2 separate regions of the Homo sapiens genome follow, and region 2 is linked to region 1. A link is a loop called in an ENCODE intact Hi-C map of the cell type or tissue named here. Cell type or tissue: ascending aorta. All regions are shown on one strand. Each heading gives the region's core, and the rest is flanking DNA. Links, peaks and the distances in the headings are about the cores only.

Region 1 (12,414 bases), core at 1,662-9,661:
GATTACAGGTGTGAGCCACCGTGCCCGGCCGAGGAAAGACAGGTATTTTGAGGAAAGGAAAGGAAACAGCGCACACAAGAGCCCAAGGGGAGGACAGCTGTGGCACATGTCCCAGGGTGACTGCCTGGAGAGTGGGAGCCCCGGGGGCTAAGAGAGGGAAAAGCCTCTATAGGCGGAGACATGGGGTGGAGGCACAGAGACCTTGTGTACCAGACCTAGGGGAGGATGCTCTTAGAGGCACCAGCCTCCATACCATTTTGTCAGGTGCCCACAGCCTCGTGACCTGTGCCCTGCCAGGAAGCACACTAAGATGCTGTATGAGTCAGAGCAGCCTAACAGGAAGAGCTGCAACAAGCAGTCTCCCAAGCCTCAGTTGTGTAACACAATAAAGCTTATTTCTTATTCGCAATCCCATATTCCTGTGCAGATGAATTGGTGTGGAGGGGAGCTGTGGGGCTCCTGCCTGCCTCGCATGCCTCCAGGAACGCATATCCTTCCGTGTAAGAGTTCCACCATCCTCCGGGGACTGCAGGAGGAAGGTTGCTCCGGCTCCAGGCTTAGCAGTTCCACATTCACTTCCCCAACATCACTGACCAGGACTCAGACACGTGGCCTCTCTAGCTTCAAGGGAAGCTGGGAAATATGACCTACCTGTGGGGTCCAGTGGGAAAGTATCGGTATTCTCAGCCTTTAGAGCAAATTAGTGTCCGAGATATTTTATTTTATTTTTTAGAGACAGGGTCTTCCTCTGTCACCCAGGCTGGAATACAGCAGCACAGTTCGACCTCCTGGGTTCAACCTTCTGAGTAGATAGGACTACAGGCATGCATCACCACACTCGGCCAATTTTTTAAAAATTTTAAAATATTTTTGTATAGTTGGAGTCTCAAAATGCTGCCTAGGCTGGCCTCAGACTCCTGGGATTACAGGCATGAACCACCACAACTGGCCAAGGCTTTGACTCTTTATATTTAAGGCAAATTTATCAGTGATTTATTATGCTAGACCAGGGATCAGCAAACTTACAGCTCCAGGGTCAAATCTGGCCCATAGCCTGTTCCTTCCCTCCCTCCTGACTCCCACCTGGCTTAAGGGTCTTTATGTGTTCACAGGAACCAACTGTTCTGAGCACCACCTATGACCAGGCACTTTGCAAGCATATGTCAAGCCAATTGCTAAGGCAGGCATTCTTGTACCCATTCTAGTGCTGAGGAAACTGAGGCTCAGGCAGATGCTCAGTTGACTTGCCCTTCAAGTTAATAGAGGAGCTGGGATTTAGGACAAGATTTATCTGACACCAAAGGACATGTGTATTCTTTCCACTCTACTAAGATGTCAATGCCAAAAATAACCCGTGGGTCCAAAAGTACAGATGTCTCTGCAACATCTGTTGGAGTCCCCTACCTTTGCCCAAAGCTCCTTTCTAAGGTTTACCAAGACTCCCAGAAAGTGTGGTTCAGCTGTGGGCTTCCCCCGCTCCCCAGTTAATTCCAGGATTTTATTATCAGTTGCCCATCCCTGGAGAGCTCAAAGCTCTCTGAAAATAAACAGCAGCATTTCATCTGATAAGATTTGGGATACCTGTCTGAGGATAAAGGGATAATGTTCCCCTCTGAGAGTCTCCAGGGTGTGCTTGGTGGAACTGGCAATTCTCTCCCAGTCATTATATTCTCATCATGCTCCTCATTAAGAAACACCCAGCTTGTCTCTCTGTGTGGTCCATGGACCATCTGAAAAGGGCCCTAGATGTTTGTGAAAAAGGAAAATTCCTGAACTCCAACCCTCGTCTTTTGATTCCAAACCCTGTGTGTGCGACCCGAGAATGCACACCAACCACTGCTCCTGAGGGCACAAAATAAATGGGTGCAGAGAAAATAATGAAGATGAGAGGGTGTGAGAATAGAACATCTTTTCCCTCATATTTTCCTCTTGGACTCCTCCTTGTACTCAGAGGTTGAGGTTAAGGTCAATGTACTTTCTGCCCTGGTTCACTCCTCTGTCCCATCAGAGGGTGGTACCCTTTATCACACCCACAGCCACTGTCATCACATTATCGCTGCAATTTTCCCTGCCAAGCTTCACGCTGTTTTGAGAAAGACTCGTGTATCTTTGTATCCCCAGCCTAGCCCAGTGCCTAGAATAAAATAAATGCTAAATAAACTTCAGCTGAACTGATGTTGATAATCCAAAATATCAGCTGCCAGAGAGGAGCAGGAGATACTCTTGCACATTCTCATAATGAAGGTCCTTATTGTAAATATTTTCCTTGTTCTGAGGTCCAGAAAGCATTGCTGCATGAATCTGTTTGGCCATTCTGCTGCCTAGACCAAGAATCAGACACCTAGTGGGGTGGCTGTTCACTCATTAGAGTCCTGCTTTCACTCCATTAAAAATAAACTATTAGGCTGGGTGCAGTGGCTCATGCCTGTAATCCCAGCACTTTCGGAGGCCTAGGCAAGCAGATCGCCTGAGGTCAGCCTGGCCAATATGCTGAAACCCTGTCTCTACTAAAAATACAAAAATTAGCCAGGCGCGGTGGCGGGTGCCTGTAATCCCAGCTACTCAGGAGGCTGAGGGAGGAGAATTGCTTGAACCCGGGGGGCAAGGTTGCAGTGAGCTGAGATTGCACCACTGCTCTCCAGCCTGGGTGACATAGCGAGACTTTGTCAAAAAACAAAACAAAACAAAAACCTATTACACTATTAAAACACTTTTGTCATCAACAGAAAGGACTAGTTACTCTGAGGGACAAGGGCCAACATAAAATTTTTGTTGAATTGTTGATGTTTCAGAAAGTATGGGAAAGACACACTCTTCTAATAAAAACAAACAATGGATTCAGTTTTTATAGATTCAGCCAGGTAATCTGGAAGGGAAAAAGTGATTCCAAGTCAAAATGATCTGGAAAGGAAAAACAAATGTGATTCAGTCTATTTTTAAAGGTGTTCTGAAGCCCTGCTCTGAGTGATAGCCTAGGGAAAAGCTCTTTTTTTTTCATCCATACCATATTAGCAAGCATTGAAAAATCCTAGCATCAATCTTGAAGACACTCCCTGGGCAGTGAATTGAAATATTTGGGACAGGGGGTCAGACTCGCTTCTCTGCGTTACATTGTATTTTATTCTGCCCAATATCTGACAACAAGATAAGGCCGAGATTCGGACATTAGAAAAGTCTCCACTGAGGAAGTTCAATGTGGGTGATAAATCCACTGCCTTGCCTTGAGCAGGAGACACAAATTAGGAGCTGGCCATAAAGGGATGTGCCCTTGGCATTGATTTCTGACTTAGTGTCTTAGAACTATCTCAAGTTGTAAGATGCGAAGGTGGTGTATGAGATTTAAATGACCATTTTGCAACTTTCACATCAGGAGGCTAGAGAACCATTCCCACCAAATGAAAGCACAGCCTCCCCATCTGCCAGTCTGGCTGACTGTGGATCCTGACACCGTAAAATGAAACAAAGTAGCCCATTGGAGGACCATGATAGTAAGAAAATAAATACAAAGTTTCAACGAGGTTTCTGCAGGTTATAAAGTGTGAGAGATCTGAGTACTATGTTTCATGGACTTGCTTGAAGGATTTTGAGCACTTTATGGAGGAAAGTGGACTGACTTACAATCAAGGCCCCCGGATTTGAATCCAGTTTGGCTACATAAATGGCGTGGGACCCTGGAAGGTCCTCAGGTCTCTCTTCTATGAAGCCAGGACAATGATACCCCTCCCACCATGGTGCAAGGATGAAGTATTATAGCTATATGGAGGCATTCTGGAGTCTGGTCATCCCGCCCACTTTGTAAACTCTCCCAATTCACCCCTTTGCATGATTTGTATCTTAGGCTTCAAGTTTATAAAAATACACTGGATACATAATGTTAGCTGAAGATGGAACTACAGTTCCTTTCATCAGACAGAATTTGAAAGAAAAAAATTAGTTGAACCAAAGACAGCAAAATATTAGCTATGCAGAATTCAGAGAGTTGCTGACTTGTTTTGGATAGTTGAACTTTATGAATAGATGGGGGTTTTCCTCTTAAGAAACCAAACATGAAAAACAAACCAAAAGAAGCACAAAACTATTTGGAATTTAAAAAGAGGCTGGGCGCGGTGGCTCACACCTGTAATCCCAGCACTTTGGGAAGCCAAGGCGGGCGGATCACGAGGTCAGGAGATCGAGACCATCCTGGCTAACACAGTGAAACCCCGCCTCTACTAAAAATACAAAAAATTAGCCGGGCATGGTGGCAGTCGCCTGTAGTCCCAGCTATTCGGGAGGCTGAGGCAGGAGAATGGCAGGAACCTGGGAGGCGGAGCTTGCAGTAAGCCGAGATCACGCCACTGCACACCAGCCTGGGCGACAGAGAGAGACTCCGTCTCAAAGAAAACAAAACAAAACAAAACAAAAAAGAATCTCTCCAATATATTTCAAAAACTTTTTTGGGGCTTTACGGGGTACATTCCTAATATCATTCTACTTTCTTAAAGACTTTTTAATCATTGTTCTGGGCACACCAAACAGTAACCAGGTGGTGACCCTGATGGCATTTGGAGCATTGTAACGGGCTGAATCCAATGGCTAATTTTACAGAGGAAAAATACAAGCCCAGAGAAGGCGAGTAACTCACCCAAGCCACACAGCCAGCTGGAGACCGAGCCAGCCCCTGACCCTCCATCATTCCACACTGCATTTTAGTAGCCACTGATCTTCATAAAATCACCTTATTGTAACCCCGGGATGCTAGTAACCCTGCAACTCCAGAATGCTTCCAAAGTATCCGTCAGAGCATTAAATTACAGATTTTTATGTCTGTCTTCTTTGATGTCCATGGATCATACTCACTCATGCAAACCTCGCTTGAGCACTTGTTGAGGCTCGTTTTATTCTTCATCTTTAAATGTCTCCAAAAATCAGCTGTCTGCCCTCCATGTGGGTCCTCTGGTTCACTTGGGAAGTAAGCATTAGGCAGCGCTGCTGAGTGGAGTGGAAGAAGCCACCTAACAGATGCGACTCACAGAGATAATGCCCTCTCTCATCCAAGTCCATGCCCTGTCCTTTCAACTGTGAAATCTCTAACCAGACCATCACCAATTATAAAGCAGTCCCCAGCCTTACCATGGATTAAGTAGAAATTAAAGATCCCAACACACATATGTATTGCCTGGCTGTCTTGCCAGGGGGGTTTATCCTGAGATCACTCAGCATAGAGCCACTCAGTGTGCGAACACACTTGCATGTGGCATTATAGAAACACCCTGAACACACATACACATTGCCTGGCTGTCCTGCCAGGGGGTTTTATCCCTGGAGCACTTAGCATAGAGCCATCCACTGTGCGAACACAGCAGCACACGGCGTTACAGAAAGATCCCAAACACATACACACATCGCCTGGCTGTCCTGCCATGGGTTTTATCCCTGGAGCACATAGCATAGAGCCATCCACTGTGCGAACACACCAGCACATGGCGTATAAAACATGTACAATTGCAACCACCGACACTCCCAACTGCAGCGAGATAAGCTCACCAGACCAACAGCAACAGCGGCAGAAAGGGCGCTCCTACCTCCTCATCCAGTGTTTTCCCCACTCTTCAAGTAGGTGATTTTTTAAAGTTTATCACAAAAAAAAGACAAACCTTTTTTCCTAATGTACCTGATCACATTCAATCTTTTTTTAAAATTAACTTAAGCTGTGATTGTAGACAAAGCTCAGTAAAACTGCTCATCTCTGCAACCCATGCTCAATTGAGGCCGTTTCTGAGTTCCGATTATTACAAAGTGACTCTGCTCTATATCTGGACCTCACAGAGAGGCAATCTTCCATTTCAGCAAGGATGCAGAAACAGATTACTGAGGGCAAGGGTGAAGGAAGCTCCCCTAACTTCCAAATGCACTGACTGCCCAAAATGTGGGGATCGCCCCCGCCCACCCGCCGGCAGCAGCCTCCGCCTGTAAATGGGTTGGGGATTTGCGTTGGAAGGCTGTGGCCCTCCCGCTATGTTCCTAAAATTTATTACCAGAAAAAAAAACTAAAATTTATCCAATACTTCAGTTTTCCCAACTTATCCCAGATGTTGCTCTTTGCCCCAAAGCAATTTTACCAAAACCATTCCCCGGGAAAGCCTCGACCTTTGTCCCCTTGCATTTTGAGTAACCATTTGGGCAACTGGAAAAAAGCTGCTGCTGCCTTCAAACGTTGGTTCGCCCTTTCCTTTGACCCTGGAGACCATAAGCGAATCCGGAACTGCCAACGTCGCTCACCCCAGAGACTGAAGTTCCCTATCGCGCACCTAACCATAATTTCCAATGACGGCGCCCGCACACCTCAAAGATAAGGAACGCGGTGCTGGGTCTTTGACTCCTGAGCAGGCGTGCGCCAGGCGTTTACAACTCGGCTTCGAAGAAAGTTTTTGTTCACACCCGAAACCAAAGTATCTGTGCATTAACTCACGGGCTCAGGCAGATAACGAAAGGCTTTTCCCAGCATTTACGACGCGGCACTTCCAAGGGTGCGCTGAATCCTGTCTGTCCCCAGAGGTAGCCGACCGGTCCCCGTCTCCACCGACCTCCCCTGGCGGCCAGCGTCTCACACGCGGCTTGTCCGCCTGGGAGCCAGCATCGTCCTCTCCCGCCGGCTTCCAAAGGGCCGGGGCGCCCTTACCTCGCTGACGATGGTGGAGTGGGCCTGGGCGTAGCGCCAGCCGCCGCGGCACGGCACAAGGGGAGCCGAGCGGTTGGGGAAGGCGGCGAGTGGGTCCGCGCAGCTGAGAGCGCTAGTGGCGGAGGCGCTGTCGTTGGCCGCCTCCAGGAGGTAGCGCTGGCAGCGGCCGCGGCGCTCGGGGGGCTCTGGGCCGCGGGAGGCGGGCGCCGTGCGGTTCCACTCCTCCTCCGGGCTCCAGCCGCAGCGCTCGGCCAGCGCCGCGGCACTTGGCCCGCGGCACCAGTAGTGGTCGGGCTGCGTGCCCAGGAAGACCACGCCGACGAAGAGGAAGGCGAAGGTGACGCCCGTCAGGCACAGCAGCAAAAACACGCGCCTCTGGAAGCGCCCGAACTCGCCCACCCGCTGCAGCGCCTCGTCGAAGGAGGGCATGGTGCGCCCGCCGCCCGCCGCCCGCAGCCCGCGCCTCGGAGTGACCCGCGGACCCAGCCGGCGGCCTCTCTTTACTCCGCCGCCTCCCCCGCGCCACCCGCCTCACTCGCCCTGGCGCTGTGCCGGCCGCAGCCGCTCCTCCTGCCCCCCGCGGCCCCCGCCTCTCTTCCCCGGGCGCCCGCAGCAGCCCCGGGCCACAGGTCGCGGGAGGGACGGCCGCGAGCCGGACGCACCCGGCCGGGGTGGGCGCGCGGTGGGGCTCGGGCGGTGCGGCCTGACTACGCGCCAGGGACCCGGCCGGGACCGCGAGTGACGGGCGCAGCCTCCGGCCTGGCGCGGAGCTCCTTTTGGTCCCTGCCAGCAGCCTGCTCTGCAGTCAGCCCCAGGTCGGGCTCCAGAAGAAGAAAGTTCCAGGGTCACCCGACCACTCCCGGAACTTCTGGGACCCGATCTCTCAGCGGCCCGGAGTGCAGCCCGGGGACTAAGGACGCGCGCGCGCGCCCCGGGTCCGGTGCCTGTGCCCGGGAGAGCCCCCTCCAGCCCTTGGCCCTTGCGCGTGCGGAGGCCTCCTGCGCCCATGTGGGGCAGGGCAGGGCAGGGCAGGGCAGGGCAGGGCAGGGCAGGGCAGGGCTGCCCGTTCCCAGCACAGCGCTGGCCATCGCCCTCGACCCATCGAGAGCTACAACTTGGGATTTGATCACCCAACTTTCCCCAGAGGGCAGCCGGGCAACCCACACAGGCGAAGGGGCTTGCTCAGCGTCCAGGAGGTTTGGGGTGAGAAGGGATCGCCTCAAGGCCAGGCCTGATGCAGACCTCCTTCGCCAGGGCCTTCCCACCCACCTTCGGTCTGAACGCCAGGGAAGGGTGTTGGTGGTTGGTTTGAATCCTGGTTTTTCCGCTTACTTATTGCGCCTGCCAATTCGGCAGAGCGCGATCAGAACTTCCCGCCCAGGCTGCCCAGGCTGCTGGGTCCATGCTGGGACGCCTTCCCCGGGCTGGGTCGCGGTCCCCCCACGCCCCCACGTTATCGGCCCACGTTCTGCCTTTAGCTCACTTTTCTCCAAGGCCTTGGGAGGACTTGCGGTTCCTCCTCCGGAACAAGGAGTTTGAAGCCAGGCTGCTTGGATTCAAACTGGCCTCATGTCCTCACCAGCAGTTTCAACTGCCCGCTGGACCCCAGACTCAGTCTGTCCCCCTCCAACCCAGCTCCCCTTTCCTGCCCTGCCTTTCGGTGCAACCATGTCCTGGGCCCAGACTCAGAACCTCAGTATGGCGGGGACACCACTCACTCCTCAGGCCTGTACTCTTAGGTCATCTCGGCTTGGAACCCCTTTTGCCAATGTTGGAGCTCAGAAAACAATACGCCAAAATGAAGGCCTCAGAAGCAGTCTCTGTGTCATCTTCTGCCCTCCTGTCTCTCGGTCCCATTCTCCCCCAGGCTAGCCATCGAAACCAGAACGCTTTTCCCCAAAGCCAGTCATAAAACAAAAATATCACTGTGATTTTCCCTCACTTGTCTGTGTAAAAACTGGCCATAAAGAAATCAACTGTTCTACCTTGTTGATTGCAGTCCTAAGACCTCCCATTCCACAGAAGAACCTGCCCCTTACCCAGAAGGAAAAAAAGGCTGCTCAGAGAGGCCAAGAAGAATCTAGAGCCACCGGCCTCGCTGGGTTTCCTCACTCAGTATCAGCATCAGATCACACCCTTTTGGTCCAATCCTATTTCGACAGGGCTCTCCATGTTTTGTTGAACCTAAGCATAAAACTAGGCAATTTCCCCTGTATCTTTGGGCCTTCCTTCTGAAGGCCCCCATGTACACCTTAAATAAATAAGTACACCTTTTCTTCTAGCCATCTGCCTCTTGTCAGTGAATTTTCAGGGAACTGGGACCAGTCAACAACCCACCCCAACCTCTGCATACACTAGCACATTCCCCCCTTTCCTGCTTTGTCTCCAAAGCACTTATCATCACCATATATTGTCATAGATATGTTTTTATTCATTTATCATATATTTATATTTATACTTATTCATTTTATTTATTTATCTTATCTGTGTCTCTCCATTACAACTCAAGTTTCATGAGGGCAGACAGTTTTGTATTTTCTTCTATCGATACCTTCTGGAACAGTGCTTGGTGCATTGTAGGTGCTCAGTAAATATTTGTGAAATAAACAGATGCTTCTTGACTCCCCCACCACACACACTCACACACACTCATACACACTCACATGTCCCCTCATCTCAGCTATGTGATTGCCTTGGGCTCCCCTCAGGGTTCTGTCCCTGCAGCACCTGTCCTCTGGTCCAGCCTGCACTTGGGATCATCTTCCCACAGTGCAGCTTGGGGGTGCCACCTTCAGCAGTTTGCCTTGTTTTCTAAAATCCTCCTTTCTCACTCTCCCTTTCTAGCTCCTAACCTGTATTTCTCCTCAAATTGTTCCCTGTGGACAGCCAAACAGAACTACTTGCCAATCTTCACATTCTTCTTGAAATTTTTAAAATCTATGCCTGTACACACAAAGTTTCCTTTTCTTAGAATTTCATCCCCCTATTCCTCCCTGCCCATCACCCAGCAAGGCCTGGTTCAAATGTCAACAGCCCCTCTTTAAAGTCTTCCGCAACCACCACCACGGCCTTCCTCCCTCAGCAATGCAGTCCCCATCAGTGCTCCTAACATATCTAAGAAAATTTTCATGGAAGTTCACTATATTTTTTTTGTATTGTGGTTGTCAGGGTATTTTAATTTTAATTACTTTTTTTTTTTAAAGGAAGTCATCTCAGCCTATGGACAGATAGATCCAGTATAGTTGCTAGCTACATGGTGGACCTGGGAGCCAGACCCACTGGATTCAAATCCCCCTCTCCTCCTTATAGCTGAGTGATATTGGGCAAGTTATTTAGCCTCTTCTGTGAAACTGAGTAATAATAGAACCCTCTCATTTTTAATGCAAATCACTTAGAACAGGCCTTGAAACATAAGTGCTAGGTAAGAGTCAGCTAATAATAAAAAGAGCGATAAAACCACCACCCACCCCCAGAATTAGCAAACATCATCTTATGTTTGCTTTGGATATATTGTTATAAAGTCCTGACATATCACAGACACGACTGGAGTCTCCTTCCTGTTGCTTCAGATCCTATCCTCTGTCTCCTCCCTTCCTCCTTGGGGCAGCCATTAGGTCTTTTCTTTGGGACATGGGGCTCAGAGCTACCGGGCAGGGAATCCCAGGGTCCCAGCTCTCAGAGTGTGGTTGGAAGTGGGTTGGGGAGTGAGGGTGATTGGCTTGAGGTGAGCGCAACCTCTTGCCCCTTGAGGAGGTCAGGAGTAGGGCCTGAGTGGGCACCCGCAAGGCCCCAGGCCTCTCTTGCCCAGATGTAATTCGCAGGAAGCTATGATTCTTATCTGTTTGAAGCCTTTAACACACAGGTATTGCAACGAAACAGTAGATAGTATTTAGAGTGCTTTGAAAATTTTACATAAATGGTACCATACTCTATGTAGCTTTCTGTCCCTCCTTTTTTTTACTCTACAATATATTTTTGAGACCTGTTAGCCTTGATATATAGAGATCGGGCTCGTTTACTCTAACTTCTTGTGTCTTTCTATTGAAAGGTCATCCTATGACTTTTCCATTCCCCTACTGGGGAACATTTAGCTCATTTAAAATTTTTCACAATTACAAATTGTGCTGCAGTGAACATATTGTGCATATTTCTTTATGTATTTATGCAAGAATTGGTCAAAGATAAATGCCTAGAAGTAGACTAGATGAACCATAAGTGTGCATGTTTGAACTTTACTAGACATTGCTGTCAATGGCTGTCCTCAACTGACATCCCACCAGCAACACATGAGTTGCTTCACGTCCATACCAACACTTGGTCTTGTTAGACTCAACCACGCTAGCAGATACTATGGATGAAAAATGTGGCCCCATTGTTCTGATCTAGTCAGGGATGTGACTAACACATTTACATATTTATTCATCATTCAGGTTTTCTCTTCTGTGAGTTGCTTCTTCCTATCATCTGCTTATGCTCTCTTTGTTATTTGTGGCGGTTTTTTTTCTTATTGGATTTTTGGGAAATTATTTGCATATTTGTGTATTCTGCTTCTCTGCCAGCTGTATATATACAATCTTCTCAGTCTGGGGATTGTCTTTTAACTTTTAGCATCTTGGATGCTACACAAATTTTAAATTGTCGTATAGTAAAACTGATCATCCTCCTTCATAGCTTCTGCTTTTTTAGACTTGTTCTAAAAATCCTGCTCTAGTGTGAGATCTTAAGTACTTTCTTCTATATATTCTTATTAAATCTTATTTTTCAAATTGAGGTTTAATATCTCTGGAGTTATTTTTGTGCAGAGAATGGTGGGATCTAACTTTACTTATTTCTTTCGAATGGACAACCACTTGCCCAGATGCCACTTAACTGAACTTCTTCTTGACTTACACTATTGCCTGTCTCCTAAATTAGGTTCCTGCCCCTGCTTCCATCTGTTTCTGAGCCTTCATTCTGTCCTACTGAATCTGGTAATATCTAATAAGACAAATCCCACCTTTCCTCTCCCCTCACCTTGTCCTCTCCAAAATTTCCTTGACTATTCTTGGACTCTTTTTCTTCCACACAACCTTTACATTTTATCAAATTCCACAAAAATCAGTTGAAGTCTTAGTTTTAAATCACGTATGCACTTTTTTTCTTCCATGGCATTGTAGGCATTTTGAGAGAAAAACCGAATCACTCTCAATTTTGTATCTTTGAAACATCCGTTATCTGTTCTATATCTGCACCATCCAAAATGTTGTGCCCACTTAAACGTAGATTTATTAAGATTAAATAAAATGAATAATTATGTTCCAGGCATATTCCAAGTGCTCAGCAGCCACAAGTGCAGGAACTAACACATTGGCTTGCACAGAGAGAGAGAGAGAACATTTCAGTCGCCACCAGACATTCTGGTGCACAGAGCTAATCAACACATAGTAATCAATAAATGTTGGTTAAATAGCAATAATAAGAATCAATTGCCCCACAACCGCAGGCTTTTGTAAAAACATGCTGACATTAACTTTTCTTAAAAAGGTAATCATTTTAATTTATTCATCTGAAGTTTTATAGTTGGTAGTTTTATTGCATTTAGAAATGAATATACCAATACCAGAATATTCACCACATATTGAGTTGCTGAACTAAGTCATCATGACACTTATGCAGTTTGGGAAGAGTAAAGAACTAAGAAGATTAGTTTGGGAATGCTATAATAAATGTTGGTTTCAAGACTTTTTTCCTAAGATTCATGGGAGGGAAATTTG
Region 2 (12,414 bases), core at 2,025-10,024, 79 kb before region 1:
CCTGGATCTTAACTAATATAATGTCTATTAAGATGACCCCTGAGCTAACCTTCTAAATTTGAAGACCCCAGTGAGGGATTTTTCTGTGTCTACCTTAACCTTTGCTGCTCAAAAAACAAGACAGGAATATCAAAAGTGAAAGATAGGAACTCCATAGATTACAAATATATATTATGGTATAGTTTGTTGCCAAAATGTTTTCTACAATTCATTTCTATGTGTTAATACATTAAAATGGCTAGTGTTTATGGAGTGTGTGATATTAGATTCTAGACTAAGCACTTTACGTGGATTATTTTAAGTCTCATCAAAGCTCTATAAAGTTAGTACTTCTGTTAATCTTATTCTATAAATAAGGAAAACAAGGCTTAGGACTTTCAGGAGTGAATAGTACACAGGTAAATCAGCCAGGAATTGAAACCAGGCAACTGATTGGTGGAGCCTGTGTTCCTGATCCCCACACAGCACTGCTGAATATATTTCATTCTAGAAACATTCTTGATAGTTGATGGCCACATCTAAATATTTTTAAAGAAAGACACTGTGCACTTGACCTAAAACTGAATCTTTAATTAAAACATTGTTTTATGAAAAAAATTTGACTAGATAATTTAGATTTTAAAGATCTTTAAATTCAGGATTAAAACCACCCATCCTGCAAGGACAATGTTCCTCCATGAAAGTATCACCACCAACTCGTTGCCATGAGTTTTTCCTTTTACTGAGGGCTTTTCCACAACTCAGACTTGGGGCTGCCGGGCAGTGTCAGTCTCAGACTCTTCTCTCTCCAGGGATTCCCTGACAGGATCCCTTGTCTACATATCAATACCACTGTCCATTCAGCACACACAGGTGGCAATACTTTTTTCTTTGCTTTTCAAAAGAAATATTCACAGCAATTTATTACTGGCTCTCTTTTATTTCCTCTTCAGACTTCTGCTGAGAGCTATGACTTCTATCCACTAGCTATGAGTGTGAACAAATTCACTCTCACTCAAGTTTCCAGTTCCAACATCCCAGAGTTGAAGGGAAATCCTACATCACATATTTCAAGATCTCTGGTCAGTTCAGGTAGATAGTTTGACTTTTTAAAAAAATTTAAAAAAATTTTTTTTGAGATAGGGTCTCTCTCTGTCACCTAGGCTAGAGTGTAGTGGTGTAATCATGACTCACTACAGCCTCAACCTCCCGACTCAAGCAATCCTCCCACCTCAGCCTCCTGAGTAGCTGGTACCACAGGTGCATGCCACAGCACCTGGCTTATTAGTAGCAGTAGTAGTAGTAGTAGTAGTAGTAGTAGTAGTAGAGACAGGGTCTTGCTGTGTTGCCCAGGCTGGTCTTGAACTCCTGGGCTTGAACAATCCTCCTGACTTCGCCTCCCAAAATGTTGGGATTACAGGCATTAGCCATCATGCCCAGCCTAATTTGACATTTAAACACATTTGTAGATTTTTCAGTTGTTCATGATTCTTCACTGTTTTTAAGTGATAAAATAAAGGAGCATCTCTTGCTTTCATGTTAGCTCTGTAGATAATTGCCTTTCTCTGGCAGATCTCCAGTCACTCAATGACCACAGAATTATGACATGTTAGATTTTGACAAGAAAATAAAGATCTTATGTATTAACCTAGAGGTTGGCGAACGTTTTCTGCAAAGGGCTATATATTAAATGTTTTTGGTTTTGTGAGCTCTAAGACCTCTGTTGGAACTACTTACCTTTACCATCGTAGTGTGAAAACAGTCATAGACGATACATAAATGGCTTCCAATAAAATTTATTTACAAAAACAGGTTGCCTGCATGTCTGGCCTGCAAGCTGTAGTTTGCTGACCCCTGAATGAGAGGCTTAGTGCTGGAGAAACTTGTACAGATACTACTATCATTCCTATTACAGAGAGAAAGAAGTTGAGGTGGAGGAAAGCTATGTACCTTACCCAAGGAGGACACACAGACAGTAAGAAGATGAACCAGGAGGTTGATAGCAAAGTCTGTATTTTTAACCATTATGCGGTAATGTGTCTGCAGTATGTAGAATATGATATTTATTGTTTAAAAGTATGCCGTATCATTTCATTAATTACTTTCTTCTTTTCAGCTACAAATAATCTCTGAAAATTAAAAATTAAGCCTAACATTGGGAGGCCAAGGCGGGCGGATCACGAGGTCAGGAGTTCGAGACCAGCCTGGCCAACATGGTGAAACCCCGTCTCTACTAAAAATACAAAAAATATCTGGGCTTGGTGGTGGGCATCTGTAATCCCAGCTACTCGGGAGGCTGAGGCAGGAGAATCGTTTGAACCTGGGAGGCGGAGTTGCAGTGAGCCGAGATCGTGCCATTGCACTCCAGCCTGGGTGTCGGGGAGACTCCGTCTCAAAAAAAAAAAAAAAATTAAGCCTACATTATTTTTGTAACAAAAAAAAAAGCTCACTTTTAAAGTCATGGACTTAAATTAGACACAGCGTACCCGATTGTTGACTTCCTTCTCTTTCCTAACAGAATTCCCACTACACTCTCCCGCACCATCAATTCATATGTTTGTGGGAGCTGAGTCTCCTTCTAGTTGTAGCGGGAGGCCTGATTAGTTTAGGGAAATCGTATCCTCCATGTCAGTGACTGGGCACGTGACCCAATTTGAACCAATGAGAAATGGGCATACAACCCAATTCGGGCCAATGAGAAATGGACTTCTGGGAAAGTCCTTCATTGCTTTTAAGTCAGAAGTTCCTGAAGAAATCTTTTTTCTTCCTTCAAGGAATGAATGAGGAAATTGTGGGCTCACATACAACTTAGCAGTCATCTTACACTGATGAGACAACAAGTCTTAAGATGAAGCTATCCTGTCAACAGAGTGGAGAGAGGAGAAGAAAACCATGGTTTAATAAGATTGTTGAGATCCTGGTCTGGCCAACCCTGAATGCTGCTGTTGCTAGAATTCCAGACACACGAGCCAGTGAATGTCCTTATTGTCCAAACCTATTTAAGTTGGTTTTCTGTTACTTGTTGCCAAAAGCAGAATTATCTGAAGAATCCAATCCAGAACAATGCTTTTCCTTTAATAACTGAATATTTTAGGCAATTTTTTTTTAGCAAATAGTTAAAATAATTGCTTCTATACTCCAATCCACTCCATAAAAATACCTGGTATAAGTCTTAATTTCAAACTTTTAGAAGTTAAAACAGAGTGGTAATATGATCTCTGCTTTTCCAGACCACAAGTTTACTGCCTCATATATATCATCTACCAAAAAAAAAATACGAGGTGTTGATAACGAATGAAGGGAGTCAGGACTGTGAAACCAGTCTTCCCTGTCCAGTGAATGAAAGGATTAAGAGTACTTCCAAGCAAGTACATATTTTGCTACATTTAAGGACAAATCCAGCTGGTCTTTGATTTACTAACATCTCCACAGTGACGCAGATATTCTGAAAGATGACCCACTTTCTAGGCATCCAAAGGCCTTGAGAGACTTAAAACCGTATCTTGGATGGAATTCATCCAGGAAAATCTTGGCAACTCCTGCGCCGTGGCGGCCGCCACTATTATTCTTTTACAATAACTTCTAGCTCTATATCTGTGCTGATTTTCTGTTGCCAAAGGGTTACTAAATTTTGCCTGGTCTGAGTCAGACACACAAAAAAACAAAATGCTATACCAGGTTTAAAATTGTTTTTAAAAAATTGCTTTATTACCTCACATACCATTTACATGCACTTTATGATATTTACATGTAATTTATGTACAATAAACTTCAGCAATTCTAAGTGCACACTTTGAAGACTTTTGACAAATATATAGTCTTATAACCACCACCACAACCGTGGTACGGACCCTTTCCATGATCCCCAAAAGTTTCCTTGTGTCTCAGTGAAGTCAGTCCCCTCCCCCCACTCTGGGCTCTGGAAACCCAGATCTGCTTTCTGTCATGACAGTTTTGCTTTTTCTAGAATTTCATAGAAACAGAATCAACAGTGTCTCACTTGGCGTCCCGTTTTGTCATACCTTTTATGCTGTCTAAATGGGGGATGCTGGTTTTGATTTGAAGCAAAGGGAGAAAAGGGTGATGTTCCGGGTAACACTATCTGTTCAGAGGCTTGTTGCCTAGTATCGACACTCTCTATTCATGGGAAAAGGTATCGCTCAAGGTTAAACTGCAGAGGTTAGTTTCCTTGTATTTATTTAATGAGCTGAATTGCTATTTGCCCTATTCATCTCTTTGATTATCTTTTAATTCTGCCAAGACTGTGTTTTCCATCAACAATTATGTACTCCATATTAAAAGAACACTTTATTCGTCTTTCTTTGATTAATTCAGCTCTCTTTGCAATTCTTCCTGGTGAAACATTTCTTCAAGTTGACGTCTTCATTTAAATTGCCAAAGAAGAGAAAGACATTATAAATAACCATCTGTTATAAATATGGTGTTCAGAGCTCCCCACGTGGAGGACTGGTCTCGGGTCAGAAAAAAGACAGTCAGGGTTAGGCCAGACATGTGGTATTCTACTCAGAACATTTTTTTACTAGCATGTTACTTAAACTGTTTGAGCCTTAGTTTTCTCATCAGTAGCAGGAGAATAATAATATTCAAATATATTATTTTAATATTATTATTAAATATTATTCATTTATCAAATCACACCTTATTAGTGTTTTGAAAATTCATTTAAATAACCCATCTGTCTATATAGATACATAGATATGTGTACATATACACAGATACATACAAGTGTGTATATATATACATATATGCACCTATAACACACACACACCTGGCACACAATATGTCATAGTAACAGAGGCTGTCAACATTAATCTTATGTTTTATAACATTTGAGAGTTACTTTATTTTCAGGTGATAATTCACCCAGCACTTTTTCCTTTAGTAATTAGTAGCTAATGCTGTGACACATAAAGGCAGATGCTTTTAAAGGTCCTCAGATAAAGAGAATGGTTGCTCTGCCTTTTTTTTTTTTAAGAAATGGATTTCTTTTTATGTTGAATTTTCTTAAGTATACCAGATGTATTTAATGTTGATTTGGAACTGTGGATCTACCAGGCTTAAGGCAGGATACTTTTTCATGAATGTGCACACTGGCAAATACCACGTACGCAACCTTGCAACTCAAAGTATGACCCACAAGTCAGCAGCGTTGGTCTCCCCTGGGAGCCTGCTGAACAAGCCCCGCCCCAGATCTAGAGAGAGAATCTGCATTTTAACTGCATCCCCAGGAGACTAGCATGAGAAGCACTAAGAGTCAAGGAACAGCAATCCCACCTCATCGGCTCACTCCCATTGTTTACTTCCACCTGGGGCTCTGGGTGCAGAAACGTGAGTCCTCCCAGGTTTAGGAGGGAGAAATACATTTGCCAGCAGGGTTTACCATGGGCAGGGGGAAGGGGATGGTGTTAGTAGCTGCTTGTCTAGCCTTGTGATTTCGTCTGGTTATTCTCAATAGGAGACTTCTTCATCAGTTGCCGTATTTCACAAGGAAAGATGACACCAATAAGAAAGAAAACGTATTTGCTCTTGAGTATAATACTGTGATTTATTCAGTGAATGCATCATCACTAGTTCCCTAAAGGCTCTGCTCTCTAGAAACTTTTCATCTCTAAGAAGTCTGTGTGAATAAAATGTTATTTGAGGTCTTTGGGCTCACCGATTGGGGGAACCAGAAACCACCTTCAAAAGTTAAAGTACCCATTGGTCTTACAGACAAGCATCAGGAACCAGAGGGCCTGGTGGGGCTGGGAGGAAGCTCGGCAGTGACAGCTGAGGTGCTCATGTCCTTCCATCCCACTGCCCAGTGGATAATGAGCTCATTAGTCAGACGAGGACCAGCCCAGAATAGCCAGGAGTAAGCATGTCACATTACAGAGCTGTAGCCAGCTTCTGGGTGGAAATAGCACTATCTGGTACCCATAAAAGAGAATTTGCCAAATTACCTGTAGTACTTCGGCAATTTTTGAAAACCTCCTTATCCTTTAAAACAAGAGTAGATAAAATATTTACCATGCAAGAGCATATACGATGGGGAAATATTTGTATTAAAATTATCACAAATGTTTGATGTTTATTAAAGTAGTTAAAAATAAATCCCAGTCCTCTGGACCAATGCTGTCCAGTAAGAATATAATGTGAGCCACACGAGTACATTTACATTTTCTAGTGGCCACATTAAAAAACATAAAGAGAAACAGGGGAAATTAATTTATAATACTTTTCATTTAATCCAATAGATCCAAAACATGATCATTTCAAGGTGTAACCAATATGAAATTATTCATGAGGCGTTCCATACTCTTTGCTTCCTATTAAATCTTTGAAATCCATTGTACAGTTTACTTGATAGCACATCTCAGTTCAGACTTGCCACATCTCATGTGTTTGACTGCACATGAGGCTAGGAGCTACCGTGCTGCACTGAGCGAGTCTGGTCACCTGCAGCCCAGGTGGCTCTTTCTTTGAGACACTGCATGGAGAAGATATTTTATTCCATTAGTTTGAGTTGGCCTGAAAGAGTGCCCCAGTCCCCCACCTCCTAGATGACTGGGCATGCTGCCCAGAACAGCAAATGGGCCTCTATCTATGCAGTCCCAGGAGGGACCCAGAGGGCAGCCTCAGTATTGGCAAAGGTGAACGGATTGCAGCTGTGGGTCACATGTTGGAACATTTCTTCATTTCTTAAAAGCAAAGCTGAGAGCGTTTTATTTTTATTTTTTGTTTGTGTGTGTGGGTGGGGGGGTGGGGAAGGGAGCCTGTTGACATAAGAGGAGAAAGGAAAAAAGAAGAGAATGTACTCTCAGTTCTAAAACTCTAACTCTAAAGGCTCAGAAATTAAGGGAATATGCATCAAAACTTGCGTGGACTGAATCCAACATGTCATCGAAATCTCCAGCAGCATCTATGCCAACAGTCATCACGGAAATAGAAAGGTTCTAAATATCACATTTTTGAAATGCCCAGTGCCTGAAACTATGGTAGCATGTATGGATACACAAAATTTTGAGTTCCATGAAAAGGCAAATTGAGTGTCTATGAGACACTGGTCAGCCAAAGTTGTTTTGAAGAGAGAGAAAAAGCAAGTTTGAGTGAATTCAAGCAAATCCTCTGCTTTATCACAAGTAAAAATCAAAACTACACACTCCTGCCCAGAACAATTCTTATCATCACTTCTTCTCAGTCTTCTGAATGCTTTGGGAATTATTTCTATGGGAACATGGTCTTTAACATCATCATCAATAACATATGAGCTCATCAGACCACCTGTCCACTCGCCAGCTGAGGGAACTGTTCCAGCTGTTGGGTGTGGGCAGGATTCCAGGATCCCTGAAACCTTGTCCCACTAGATTCCTGGTAGGTGTCTCCTGCTGGGGCCTGGGCACATAAGGCCCTTCCCCCACTGTCCAGGGTTGGCAGTGCTTTCTGCACAGGTCAAGGACAGCCAGGGTGACATTAGCCCCAGTCACTGAGTTCTCAGGGCAAGGGTGACTGGGGCAAGTCCCGACTACATTCTCAAAGAGCCAGTAGCTGGAGCTTGATGCTGCCTATGTTCCTCCATCCCTTTTCTCAGGAAAATGGAGCCTTCCCTCATTTCCTGCACGTTTTCTTGGCAAGTCGGCAGTGGGGTCTCTGCGTTGCCCTCAACCTTCCCCATCAGCTCGGGTCACAAGCATCTCTTCCATTGCTTCTTGCTCAGGGTGCTTTGTCTTCATCCTGACTCTGACCTGGTCCCTGCCTGCTGGGAGAGTCCTGACTGCCCTTTGATTTCTTCTGTTTTCCAAGTGCTCCAGTGAAGGTACAAAGAATCTCCAGTAACTAGAGATGTGCAACTTAAAGCACTGAGGGGGCTGGAAAAATTAGGAAACTGAAGCATACTAAATCTAGATGTAGACAATAGGGACCCACAAGTCCCACTAGTGCGGTAGACACAGAAAGCAAGCTGGCGTTATTCAGGGTCCAAAGCTTGCCTGCACACCAGGACCCAAGGGATCCGCTTCTAGGCCTTGAACTCCATGGAGAGCCTTACGCAGGTCAGAAAAGGACATGTATGAAAACACCGATCACAATTACTGAAGGCAACCCAGGTGCCCATCATTAGGAAGATGGAGACCAGAGACACAGCAGGTATGGCCTAATGAAAATCACACGACAGTTGGAAGCAATGCACTCACACATGAACAAGTTGGGTAGACACTTAAAACACATAGTTGAGTGAAAAAGTAAGAAATACAAGATCTGGAGTGGCACAATACCATTTATATCACCTGAATACACACAGCACACTCCACTTCATAAGAACACATTAATAGCAAACATATAAATCAGACACATTAGAGTGGGAACCTGCCGAGGGAAGAGTGGGAATAGAGGAGGAAAGGGAGAAGAAAATCAAGTAGGACATGAGACGAGTGTTGCACAGCCCAATGATGCCTGAGCCATGCACAGAGTCTTAAGTAACCCAACTCTGCACCCCTCAAAAAACAAGAACCAAAACCACAAGAACCACAAGAACCAAAACCACTGTCATCTCGGAATTTCCTCCATTTTCAGTGCTTCCAAATTTGTCAAATATCCAAATTTTGCCTTCCTTATGTAACTCAGAAAGCCTTTGGTTTAGTTTGAAAATGCTGAGAAGTATTCCAGAGAAAGTCAGGTATAGCTGAAGAGTTTGAAGATCAGTTTAGATGCACCTCAAAATAAAGATCACAATCATGTAATGAGTTTTGGAGTTTGCGGGTTGCTTACTTTTCTGGTTCTTGATTTGCAGAATATTTTCTGCACATGGTAACTCATTGTTCACTGGTACGTCCTTTGTGCGGCTTAAGGCAGAACATTTAGAGATAGATGAGATTCTCTTACGTATCAGCCATAAGCCAGTAGCACACGCCATCTCTGGAATTCCAATCCTGAATGTTGTTGACAGCGAAGCATGTTATGTCTCATGGCTGGTCTCTGGGCCATGGTAATTAATCTGCATTAATGTTATATTGTGTTCACTATTTATTCAACTTTGAACGGTGACTTGATTTATCATATTCCAACAAATATATAGACTAGTTTCCATAATTAATAGCTGTACTTACCTTACCTAGATTTCAATGTGAAAGGCTATGTGTACATCAATCAAAATTAAAACACACTGTAGTGATTTCCAGACATTGCATATAAGACATGTCTTATATGCATGTTCTTCAACTTCGTGTTTAGTTATATTGTGCATATTTATATGATGAAAATAAGTATAGTTAAATAAAGACCTATTATTGGGAGGGAGAGAAGGAAAACAGCTCAAAAAGAAAAAAGGAAAAAGAAAAGCAATTATAGAGGATTAGAGAAAATAGAAGGCATCTTGAATGCATCTGGGGAGACATTTTTGAAATGAACATTTCACAGAGGTTATTTTAAAAATAGATGCCTTGAATACAGCACCCAGTAACTATCTGCTGAATAAATGGAGGAACAAATGAAGATAAATGACTGCTACATTGTGTATACCCATACCCTTTCGTTTCTGGGACAACTTCATGTCAGTGACATTAAAATAGTTTTTCTAAACATGTGGTGATCAAATAAGAATTCTGTGATTCAGTTTTTAATGTGAAAAAATGTTCACTGCAATAATTTAATACTCAACCTGTTTAAATTTAGAGGTTGGCTATTTCTAGACAACAAAATGTACCAAGTTGTTTACAGAATTGTGGAAAGAAAGGGGATGGCAGCAAGCAACCCTACATGAAGTTGATACTATATTTCACTTAGTTGACATCAAAAACCTGTCCCCTGCTAACTTGAGAGCAGCCTGTATCAATGCAGTGCATAAACTGTTATGAACTGCAGAGGGAATACCTGAAATGTCTTTAGAAAAATGTGTCTAGATCAGATCTCAAAGAGAAGTGTGTAAGCCTGGTGGAACACACATACTAATCAAAACGTGTGTAAGTATTCAATCTCTATTTCACTCTGTGCCATAAAAATAATTGTGCTGAGTATTCCATAAGCCTTCCTCAGTCTTCCTCAAGATCTAAACTATTTGTCATGTGTTGGCTCTGAAATGTAAGCCAGAAAAGGCCAAGATTCATCTTTCAGAGACAGGCAACTGGGAACCGTGGTACTCAACCCATCCTATTCACCTTTGAGAGACAGTAGGCAGTTGGGAGTCACAGCACTCAATCCACCCTACTTAACATGCAGAATTTGTCCCTAAGGTCAGTGGAAGATAAAAATATAATGAACTCAAGTGTATTTTATTGAATGAAAGAAATGAAGGGATCCTAGAAGTTGTTGTCATGAAGTTTATGTATGTCAAGACTCTCAGCAACAGGTAGAGACACCTTATTTGTGCTTACAGTGACTCATCCTTTTTGAGTATGAGGATGTCTGATTAATGTCAAAAAAATTTAAAGATTGCCCACATGACAGGAATTGTGCTCTTCACTTCTGTTCTTTGAGACCACATAATGACACAAATTTACTATGATTTAATAACACCTTTCAATTTATTATTGGTTATTAATTCTAACTGTATTTAATTTTATCTGAAGAAAGTACATTTTTTTTAATCCAAGATGTATTAATTCATTCAACAGACAAGGCTTGGTTGCTAATGGTTTGTGGATCTTTGCAATAACTCCATAATCCCTAGGATCTGTGGCCCACTGGGACAGATTCTTTTGTCAACTCCAGGGCTGAGGTTACAGCGGCTAGGAGACAAGAATGTGTTAACAAGAACATCCAGGATTCCCTGTCTGCTTACCCTCCATGTTCATCACTAAAGAAGGTGACATATGTAGAAAGCTGAAACTGGATCCCTTCCTTACACCTTATACAAAAATTAATTCGAGATGGATTAAAGACTTAAATGTTAGACCTGAAACCATAAAAACCCTGGAAGAAAACCTAGGCAATACCATTCAGGACACAGGCATGGGCAAGGACTTCATGTCTAAAACACCAAAAGCAATGGCAACAAAAGCCAAAATTGACAAATGGGATCTAATTAAACTAAGGAGCTTCTGCACAGCAAAAGAAACTACAATCAGAGTGAACAGGCAACCTAGAGAATGGGAGAAAATTTTTGCAATCTACTCATCTGACAATGGGCTAATATGCAGAATCTACAAAGAACTCAAATTTGCAAGAAAAAACAACCCCATCAAAAAGTGGGTGAAGGATATGAACAGACACTTCTCAAAAGAAGACATTTATGCAGCCAACAGACACATGAAAAAATGCTCATCATCACTGGCCATCAGAGAAAATCAAAACCATAATGAGATACCATCTCACACCAGTTAGAATGGCAATCATTAAAAATAAGTCAGGAAACAACAGGTGCTGGAGAGGATGTGGAGAAATAGAAACACTTTCACACTGTTTGTGGGACTGTAAACTAGTTCAACCATTGTGGAAGACAGTGTGGCGATTCCTCAAGGATCTAGAACTAGAAATACCATTTGACCCAGCCATCCCATTACTGGGTATATACCCAGAGGATTATAAATCATGCTGCTATAAAGGCACATGCACACATATGTTTATTGTGGCACTATTCACAATAGCAAAGACTTGGAACCAACCCAAATGTCCAACAATGATAGACTGGATTAAGAAAATGTGGCACATGTACACCATGGAATACTATGCAGCCATAAAAAAGGATGAGTTCATGTCCTTTGTAGGGACATGCATGAAGCTGGAAACCATCATTCTCAGCAAACTATTGCAAGAACAAAAAACCAAACACCGCATGTTCTCACTCATAGGTGGGAATTGAACAATGAGAACACTTGGACACAGGAAGGGGAACATCACACACCGGGGCCTGTTGCGGGGTGGGGGAAGGGGGCAGGGAAAGCATTAGGAGATACACCTAATGTAAATGACGAGTTACTGGGTGCACCACACCAACATGGCACATGTATACATATGTAACAAACCTGCACGTTGTGCACATGTACCCTAGAACTTAAAGTATAACTTAAAAAAAAAAAGAAGGTGACATAGTTTTGCTGTTACACAAAAGATTCCTGTAGCAGAAAAATATTCTTGGTTCTGGCTGTTTTCCCTAACATCATCTAAATCCTTCTCCCGCAAAGGATAAAAGGACTTCATCACCAATTAACACCTCCTTTATTCAGACACCTTACAAAGACTTTGTCTCAATCTGTTTGCCTTTCTGTATATGAAATTCTATTTCCGTCTCTCAAATAGCACCAAATTCAGAGAAAAAAGAAAACAGAGCAGGACCATCTTATTTTTTCCAGACCAAGTAATCTAGCCATCTCTGTGTTGCATGGGCCGCACGCTGTTTGTATGAGTGGGTGGGTCCCACCATCAGCCCCCACATGAAGAAGTGTTGCTATGCCAACACAACCCAGGTGTTCATCCACCCATTTATGAGATGGATCTTAATTT

Evidence for each region. A loop is a pair of places that touch in the nucleus more often than their neighbours do. Peaks named below come from ENCODE experiments on the same cell type or tissue, not always from the same donor. Only the 100,000 strongest peaks of a DNase experiment are listed, where the experiment ranks them.
Region 2: it touches region 1 in a loop (2.2-fold over the local background); 11 of 110 quality-filtered maps call a loop at or near these places.

The regions. Positions count from the first base shown.
Region 1 is chr6:160,343,096-160,355,509 of GRCh38, reverse strand. SLC22A3 (solute carrier family 22 member 3) reads right to left here and starts at 7,132. Exons shown (of 11, transcript NM_021977.4): 1 at 6,662-7,132. The coding sequence starts at 7,090. In ascending aorta, for the core only: a CTCF peak has its summit at 6,584; a DNase peak (open chromatin) is centred at 7,139; H3K4me3 peaks cover 5,996 bases; H3K27ac peaks cover 7,034 bases.
Region 2 is chr6:160,422,408-160,434,821 of GRCh38, reverse strand. All of the region lies in intron 5 of SLC22A3 (solute carrier family 22 member 3), which reads right to left. Among named protein-coding and RNA genes, the nearest start is that of SLC22A3, 80 kb to the right of the region's middle. In ascending aorta, for the core only: no CTCF peak of the experiment used is centred there; DNase peaks (open chromatin) are centred at 3,471, 3,912, 6,581 and 7,326; H3K4me3 peaks cover 386 bases; H3K27ac peaks cover 5,515 bases.